Linked DNA regions of Homo sapiens: region 2 is linked to region 1. The links are chromatin contacts, found by Hi-C or POLR2A ChIA-PET in ENCODE. All regions are on one chromosome and are shown on one strand. The core of a region is the stretch at or near the end of the contact, and the rest is flanking DNA. Distances in the headings are between cores, read along the strand shown.

Region 1 (4,447 bases), core at 482-2,981:
TATCTACTAAAAACACAAAATTAGCTGGGCATGGTGGCACGTGCCTGTAATCCCAGCACTCGGGAGGCTGAGGCAGGAGAATCGCTTGAACCTGGGAGGTGGAGGTTGCAGTGAGCCGGGATCATGCCACTGCACTCCAGCCTGGGCGACAGAGTGAGACTCCATCCCCAAATAATAGTAATAAGTCCTTTCAGTAATTACAATTATTCTTTCATTGCTTCTTCCAATTGTTAATTCATAAGTTGTACATAATTGTAACAATATAATTGCTCTCTTCATATTATTTAAAATATGCCTTTTCATTCAATCTAGAAATTTTATATTTCTCAATTATATTGCTTACATATTATTCTGATAGACAGCTGTACCTGCTTAAACATTCCAATTTAAGTAGGCATGAAATAGTACATCCAATCTGTTTTAGTTTTCCAAATTAATTGTTAGCAAGATTAGCCCCCATTTTTTTTTTTTTTTAACAGATGGGAGTCTCATTATGTTGCCCAGGCTGGTCTCAAACTCTTGGGCTCAAGTGATTCCCCCACCTCAGCCTCTCAAGCATTGCTGGGACTACAGGCATGCACCACCGCTCCTGGCTAAAATCTTGTTTTAAGTTTCTTCCCTCCAACTTCCTCTTGCGTTCTTGGTGTTCTCTAACCATCTCTACAGGGGGGAGGTGGTGATACACAGCACATGCTTCCTCCTTATCTAATGTCACCTTCAGTTCAGAAACGATATGTTTTCTAATTAAAAGACAACTTTACAAGAGAAGCGTGCCTAACAAAATGTGTAGATGACTTTTTATTCATTGATTCAAAAGACATACATTCAGCCCCCGCTATTTACTGGATATTAAGCTCTGGGGCTACATGGAAGGACCACGCAGACACTCTTCATGCCTTCAACGGCTTACAGTTAAGTTTTTCAAACATTTGAAACATAACGAAGCTTTTGGTTACTTAAAAGAATTCTATGGTATTAGGGAGCAACACCTGTTTTGTAAACCTATATCTTCATACAGGGAATATGCTTAATCTTGCTACAGTATACATGAATGCGGGAATGTATCTTCCTCTGGGCTGCCTTTCGTTACCACTTGGCTGGGTGGAACACCTGTTCACTCCACTTTCCACTTGGGCTACAAACCTGAAACGAAATCTTTGCAACCAGTACAGCCTGCGCGGGGCGCGGCCCAGTCCATCCCCCTTCGGATGCGCAGAAGCAGAGGTCACCACGCCGGACCCCTCGATTCCCTCGCGGGCGATTCCTGGCTCCTTCACCACCCCAGCACTCCAAGACCCCCGCCCTTTGGCCTGAGGCTCCCACTGCCCTAGCCAGTTCCCGGGCTCACTTCCAGCTTTTCCAGAAAGCTTGGCCACGCCCCTCGGCCCAGACTCTCAGGCCACTCGGCCGCAATTAACCCGCGTCTCTGCGCCTTTTTAGGCCCCTCCCCCTCGGTCGTGCCCTTGTCATCTCTTAGGCCCCGTCTCACCCTTTCGGATGCCTCCCCTAGAACCCTACCACTTTCCACCCCTTTCCGTCTGTTATTTCTCCCAAACTTGCGCCCGCACAGGCCCCTCTGGAACACTCCTGCCCCGTAGTGCCCCTCGTCCCCGCTCCGTAGAGAAAGAGCGTGCGTGCCGCGCATTTCTGGCCTGGGGAGCGGGTGGAGTAAACCTGCGGGAACCATTTTACGACAACGTGCGGCTGTGCGGTGTGGCTGACGGCAACGCCGCTGCTCTTGGAGAGGTCACTCCGGAGACGGCGTTGGTTTTGGGGTGTGGGGGGTTGGTGGCACTATGTGGCGCGTCTGTGCGCGACGGGCTCAGAATGTAGCCCCATGGGCGGGACTCGAGGCTCGGTGGACGGCCTTGCAGGAGGTACCCGGAACTCCACGAGTGACCTCGCGATCTGGCCCGGCTCCCGCTCGTCGCAACAGCGTGACTACAGGGTATGGCGGGGTCCGGGCACTGTGCGGCTGGACCCCCAGTTCTGGGGCCACGCCGCGGAACCGCTTACTGCTGCAGCTTTTGGGGTCGCCCGGCCGCCGCTATTACAGTCTTCCCCCGCATCAGAAGGTGAGCCCTAGACCCCCCTTCTCGGGACCCCGTTGTCCTTCAGAGCTGACTGGATGCCTGCAAGATCCTCCTTGAGAGGCCTCACTGATCCTCCACCCATTCCCAGTATCTGCTTTGGCCCTTTGTCCAATAGTTGGCTTTGCTGTAGCTCCTTAGTGTCCCTCTCATGATCTATTTCATTGAAAGGAGAGCTTCAAGACTGGGGCTGTATGCAGAATATCTGCCGAGGTTCATGCTTTGTCAGACCCACAGGACTGTGGAGGAGAAAGCCTGTCACTGGAAATTACTAACTTCTCATGGACAGGAACTCCCTTGGCATCCCTAGTTCCCAATGTGCAATGGAACTGTATACACTTTGCATGAAATTGAATTGAATGAAATCTTAAGCCAGACTGAGAGTTAGGTAGTCCTTAAAAATTTTAATGTTTCTTCTTTTCCTTTTCCAGGTTCCATTGCCTTCTCTTTCCCCCACAATGCAGGCAGGCACCATAGCCCGTTGGGAAAAAAAAGAGGGGGACAAAATCAATGAAGGTGACCTAATTGCAGAGGTAAGTTTTTTTTTTTTTTTTTAATTAATTTATTTATTTTTTTTATTGATCATTCTTGGGTGTTTCTCGCAGAGGGGGATTTGGCAGGGTCATAGGACAATAGTGGAGGGAAGGTCAGCAGATAAACAAGTGAACAAAGGTCTCTGGTTTTCCTAGGCAGAGGATCCTGCGGCCTTCCGCAGTGTTTGTGTCCCTGGGTACTTGAGATTAGGGAGTGGTGATGACTCTTAAGGAGCATGCTGCCTTCAAGCATCTGTTTAACAAAGCACATCTTGCACTGCCCTTAATCCATTTAACCCTGAGTGGACACAGCACATGTTTCAGAGAGCACAGGGTTGGGGGTAAGGTCACAGATCAACAGGATAAGAATTTTTCTTAGTACCGAGCAAAATGAAAAGTCTCCCATGTCTACCTCTTTCTACACAGACACGGCAACCATCCGATTTCTCAATCTTTTCCCCACCTTTCCCCCCTTTCTATTCCACAAAACCGCCATTGTCATCATGGCCCGTTCTCAATGAGCTGTTGGGTACACCTCCCAGACAGGGTGGTGGCCGGGCAGAGGGGCTCCTCACTTCCCAGTAGGGGCGGCTGGGCAGAGGCGCCCCTCACCTCCCGGGCGGGGCAGCTGGCCAGGCGGGGGCTGACCCCCCCACTTCCCTCCCGGACGGGGCGGCTGGCTGGGCGGGGGGCTGGCCCCACCACCTCCCTCCCAGACGGGGCGGCTGGCCTGGCGGGGGCTGACCCCCACCTCCCTCCCGGACGGGGTGGCTGCCGGGCGGAGACGCTCCTCACTTCCCAGACGGGGTGGCTGCCGGGCGGAGGGGCTCCTCACTTCTCAGACGGGGTGGCTGCCGGGCGGAGGGGCTCCTCACTTCTCAGACGGGGCGGTTGCCAGGCGGAGGGTCTCTTCACTTCTCAGACGGGGCGGCCGGGAAGAGACGCTCCTCACCTCCCGGACGGGGTCGCGGCCGGGTAGAGGCGCTCCTCACATCCCAGACGGGGCGGCGGGGCAGAGGCGCTCCCCACATCTCAGACGATGGGCGGCCGGGCAGAGGCGCTCCTCACTTCCTAGATGGGATGGCAGCCGGGCAGAGACGCTCCTCACTTTCCAGACTGGGCAGCCAGGCAGTGGGGCTCCTCACGTCCCAGACGATGGGCGGCCAGGCAGAGACGCTCCTCACTTCCCAGACGGGGTGGCAGCCGGGCAGAGGCTGCAATCTCGGCACTTTGGGAGGCCAAGGCAGGCGGCTGGGAGGTGGAGGTTGTAGCGAGCCGAGATCACGCCACTGCACTCCAGCCTGGGCACCATTGAGCACTGAGTGAACCAGACTCCGTCTGCAATCCCGGCACCTCGGGAGGCCAAGGCTGGCGGATCACTCGCGGTTAGGAGCTGGAGACCAGCCCGGCCAACACAGCGAAACCCCGTCTCCACCAAAAAAATACGAAAACCAGTCAGGCGTGGCGGCGCGTGCCTGCAATCGCAGGCACTCAGCAGGCTGAGGCAGGAGAATCAGGCAGGGAGGTTGCAGTGAGCCGAGAAGGCAGCAGTACAGTCCAGCTTCGGCTCAGCATCAGAGGGAGACCGTGGAAAGAGAGGGAGAGGGAGACCGTGGGGAGAGGGAGAGGGAGACGGAGAGGGAGAGGGAGAGGGTAAGTTGTTTTAAAGTAACGGAGATGAGTTCGAAGAGACTGGCTTTGCCTAATTGACTGAACATTGACTTTCTGGATGTGTAGCTACCCCTTTGTTTAAGAAACTGAAGTGTTTTTCACAACTTGATGTTAGACAAGATTGGTTGGATAAGTTGTCAGCAGCTGGCCAAA
Region 2 (4,882 bases), core at 540-3,039, 64 kb before region 1:
AGAGGAGAGAAGAGCTGCAGAGAGAAGAGCTCCCTTTGGGGAGCCCAGACCTAGGAGCTCCCCAAGCCAGGGCTGTGACACCCTCTTTTGGGCTCTGTGGTTCTTGGAGTCTCCAAGCTTCCAGGCGCCACCACATTCCCTGGTGCCAGCTGTGGAAGCTGCTTGCAGTATGCCTGGTCCAGCTGCAGCATCGCAGGGAGCCAGCACCTGTGCCAGTCCCTGGAGCTGCCCACCCCACCACAGTCAGTGTTTCTGGCTGTGCACAGTGGCTGGACCCCATGTTCACTTGATCACACACCCCTTGCCACTCCACTTGCCCTTAGCAGGCACGGGATCCAAGCCGGCAGTGCGAGCTTGCCAGACTGAGTGGGCCCAGTGGGCCCAAGCAAAACTCAGGCAAAGGCACCACTGGCCAGGTTTCCAGCTAGCAAAGTGACACTCAAGGATCCCATAACATTAGCTTCCTGTTTTGATCATTGTACTGTGCTTATGTAAGATGTAAAAATTTGGGCTACCTGGGTAATGGTGAACTCTACCATTTTTGCTGCCTTTTTGCTAAGTCTAAGATTGTTTCAGAATGAAAAATAATACTTAGTGGTTTTGAATGACCTCTTAGTGCAAGTCAGCAGTGTGATCTATTGGCCAAAGAAGGAAGGAAAGAGGAGAAAGAGAAATACAGCATTTTGTTTTTGTTTGTTTTTGAGATGGAGTCTCATTCTGTCGCCCAGGCTGGAGTGCACTGGCGCAATCTCGACTCACTGCAACCTCCACCTCCCAGGCTCAAGTGATTCTCCTGCCTCAGCCTCCCAAGTATCTGGGATTACAAGTGTACACCACCACACCCGGCTAATTTTTGTATTTTTAGTAGAGACAGGGTTTCACCATGTTGGCCAGGCTGGTATTGAACTCCTGACCTCAAGTGATCCGCCCACCTTGGCCTCCCAAAGTACTGGGATTACAGGCATGAGCCACTGTGCCCGGCGAAATACAGCATTTTGAATAAAGAAGCTGTATGTCTTCATTACGTCTAGGGAGCATCAGGTTCTAGGTGTCATGGATTCAGATTTAGAAAAGCAGTAACAATTTTGGCCGGGCGCAGTGGCTCACGCCTGTAATCCCAGCACTTTGGGAGGCCGAGGTGGGTGGTTCACAAAGTCAGGAGTTCGAGACCAGCCTGGCTAACATGGTGAAACCCCATCTCTACTAAAAATACAGAAATTAGGTGGGCATGGTGGCTGGCGCCTGTAATCCCAGCTTCTCGGGAGGCTGAGGCAGGAGAATTGCTTGAACCCGGGAGGCGGAGGTTGCAGTGAGCCGAGATCATGCCACTGCACTCCAGCCTGGGAGACAAGAGTGAAACTCTGTCTTAAAAAAAAAAAAAAAGAAAAGAAAAAGAAAAACAGTAATACTTTTAACTATTTTATGTAAGGAATAGTTAACCTTGGCTCACATCTCTGCATGTTACTAGGAGCACTTGAGGAATACTGATATACCTTGGTCCCACTCTCAGAAATTCTGACTGCTCTATGGTGGGCCTAGACATTAGTATTTTTTGAAAAGCTTTCCAGGTGATTCTGGTTGTTAACCAAGGGGGCTGGGAACCCCTTGGTTAAGGGAACTGGACTGTTTCGCTGGGAAAAGACTCAAATCAGCTTTACAAGAATCATATGGGAAAGCTTGGGAAGATAAATCTTTCTGAGTTCCTACCCTCTGGAGACAACTGGTAGATTTAGGATGACGTCTGCTTATGAAAAACTTCCCTTGTGACCTTGACGTGCAGCCAGGTATGGCAACAGCGGGCTGGGTCAGTGCTTCTCATGCTTTCATGTGCATATGAATCACCAGGAGAGCTTGTTAAGATATAGGCTCTGATTCAGTAGGCTGGGGAGGAGCCCAGGAGTTTGCAGGAGGCTCCCAGGTGTTGCCGATGCTACTGATCTGGGAAGCACACTTTAGTAGACAGCCGCTTAGTATAGTTTATTACACAAGAGATTCATGGATTGGATGTGGTGGAGGGAGTGGTTTGACTCAGGTACATCCTGAAAGTTTTAGGGAAGTCATTTAAGCCTCAGCAGTGCATTTATTTAGGCAGCAGTGTGGTAGAGTGGAAAGAGCATTGGCTTGGGAGTCATATCTGGATTCCATATTCATGATTTACTGTTTGGGTAACCATGAACAAGTTATTTCACCGTTTTGTGTCTCTGTTTTCAATGAGGAAAATAAATACAAAAACATCTCCCTGCCAGATTAGCATTAGATAAAATGTGTTTAAAGAACCTAGCATAGCTCTTGATACAAAGTAGGTGTTCTGAAAAGTGACTATTACTGTTTATGCTGTGGAATCCTCTTTTGTTGGAAGACCAGACTGTGAGTAATGTGCATGAAAAGTACTCAACAGTACTAATCAGTTTTGCATCAGAGACAACTTCTACGGGCAAGAAAAAGCTAAGGTTACTTAAGTAGAAATTATCTTGACCTCAAGAAAAATACTTGTTCTTGTTTGTCCCCCCGCAATTAACTTTTGCAGTCATCTTAGTTATTGGCCTGATAAAATGTGACAAATGATTAACTGATTCAAACAAATATTTGTTGAGCACCTGCTACTCTAAGAGTCAAATAATTCTGAACTATTGTGACTCTCCACATAAAGCATATTTCAGGCCTTAGCTCCTTTGAGCTCACTGTCCTCTTTGCTTCTTTTCCTCCTTCAGGAGACCCTCTGAAGCTTGGGGTTCAGGTTGGGCTAATACTCTGTTAGCACCCTATGTACCCCGTCATAGCTTTGTTTCTACCAGCCTGCAAGCTGGGGCTTGTTGTAGCCTCATAACTGGGTACAGTGCCTCAAATTATTGTTGAACTGATTGTGTGACATAGGAAGCCCTCAGGGAGATCAGAGTCTGTGGTATCTGAGAGGTCAGGGAAAGCTTTCTGAAAAAAGTGATACTTGAGCTGAGACTTAAGAAGAGGCAGGTTGGCCGGGTGCGGTGGCTCATATCTGTAATCCCAGCACTTTGGGAGGCCTAGGTGGGTGGATCACCTGAGGTCAGGAGTTCAAGACCAGCCTGACCAATATGGTGAAACCCCATCTCTATTACAAATACAAAAATTAGCCCGGCGTGGTGGCAGGCACCCGTAGTCCCAGCTACTTGGGAGGCTGAGACGAGAGAATTGCTTGAACCTGGAAGGCGGAGGTTGCAATGAGCTGAGATCATGCCACTGCACTCCAGCCTGGGCGACAGAGCAAGACTCCATCTCCAAGAAAAAAAAAGAGGCAGGAGTTAGAAGGAGGTGGAGCGGCTGGAAAGCATGGTGCATTTGGGGAACTGTACATAATTCAGATGAGCTGAAGCATGGTGGGTATTTGGGGAATGGGGGTGAAGCTGGAGAACAGGTGAAGGCTAGCACGTGACGAGCTTAAATGGCAATTGGATTTTATCTTTGAGGATAATTGGAGACAAGTAACAGATTTTAAGCAGGAATGTGTGGAGGGTGGGTTGAGGATGATAATAGATACAGGGAAATTGGTTAGGAGTTTTATATAAAAGCCAGGTAATCAGATCCCACCAGTCACCTTAGTGTTCTTTCTGGGCTTAACTGCTTTCCCTCAGACCAGAGTGGTTCACTCTAGAGGTGCCCTTTGCCTGGTCTGCTTCTGACTGCACAATGGGAGCAGACCTTGGAGCATCACAGATCTCATCTGGTCCCTGGTGATGGGTGTCTGGCCCACGTGAGGCAGAAGGTGCAGCCATTTCTGTTCTGTGGAGTAAGTTGGATAGCAAGAGACCCTTGGTAAATGCATGGACAACATTACTGGGTTTTAATACCATGTCTGCTATGTCCTAGCTATGGGGACATTAGAGAAGTTACATAACCTCTCTGAACCTCATCCATAAAATGGAGATAATGCTAACTCTAGTGTTTTTCTGAGAATTGAATTGGATGACGATGACAAAAATAATGTCATTTAGTACATTTAGTAAGCGTCAATTTTATGTCAGGCCCTGGCCCAGGTACCTTCACTAATTAAAACATGGGTCAAACACCAAAAATTGGTTTAGTTCATGATAGGTGCTCAATAAATATTAGATTCCTCCTCCCACCTCCTCCTGATCGTTGCACTTCCTACAGTTTGTCAGTGGCTGATGGATTGTTGTCTTAGCACTGTCTTCCAAACGATGTTATTTATTCTCACAAATTGACAAAGAGAGAAAATAATGACGATTTAATTTATGTTCAGGAAGCAGCCAGTGAGTAATTTCCAACATTGTTTCATTAAGGAAGTACTTGGGGCTTAGGAATCAACTGTATTTTAACCAAATTATAAATTAATACAATTAGCCCTTGAACTTAAATTTTAGGCTCAGGGTCCTGGGCTGCAAAGAAACCAGTCAGAGCTGCTACTTGGAGAGTGACATTGTTTGTGTGATATTTTGATATTAGTGCCCATCTTTTGACCAAATAATCAGCATAAACATCTGAATACCAGTTCTGTTTAATGGACAAAATGTAATATGTAAGGTTTCCAAGGGTTGGAATGAGTTGTATGTCCCTACGTAGATGCCTGACCAGTTTCTGATAATACTGGGCCCTAGCTTTGTCTAAAAGTAAATGAAAATGCCTCTTAGTCTTCAGTAACATTGCTCACTATAGCCTTTCTTTTTCCTTCTTTGTGTAGATTTTCGGTAACCAGATCCTCTTTGACAATATAAAGCATGGATTAAAACTAACTCTGTAGCAATCCTAGGATTATTGGCTCAGGAGAATAAATCTTGGGTTGACTGTGAGATGATTTCACTTAAGTCTCATTTTGAAGAAAGCAGCTATGGGAGAGGCAGCTCTGAGCATGGTTTATTGTTTATTCCTGGTTGCCCAAGAGCAATTC

The links. A loop is a pair of places that touch in the nucleus more often than their neighbours do. ChIA-PET counts read pairs that join two places held with the same protein, here RNA polymerase II (POLR2A). Pooled maps may share reads with other maps.
Region 2: a loop to region 1 is called in a map of DLD1, with 8 times the contacts of the local background. The contact joins the enhancer-like site here to the promoter of DLAT in region 1. A Hi-C loop is called at or near these places in 5 of 168 maps with a recorded cell type or tissue (B cell, Caco-2, DLD1 and 2 more) and 7 of 50 pooled maps. POLR2A ChIA-PET finds 5 or more read pairs at or near these places in 9 of 52 experiments (A673, Caco-2, MCF 10A and 5 more).

Annotation. Positions count from the first base shown.
Region 1 is chr11:112,023,677-112,028,123 of GRCh38, forward strand. DLAT (dihydrolipoamide S-acetyltransferase) reads left to right here and starts at 1,732. Exons shown (of 14, transcript NM_001931.5): 1 at 1,732-2,075; 2 at 2,522-2,623. The coding sequence starts at 1,797. RefSeq lists enhancers at 694-883, 1,534-1,733.
Region 2 is chr11:111,959,227-111,964,108 of GRCh38, forward strand. The region is part of intron 1 of DIXDC1 (DIX domain containing 1); the gene reads left to right. Among named protein-coding and RNA genes, the nearest start is that of DIXDC1, 24 kb to the left of the region's middle. Within about 2 kb of position 1,790, at least 7 of the 41 ENCODE cell types and tissues checked have a DNase peak (open chromatin) inside an H3K27ac peak, as active enhancers do.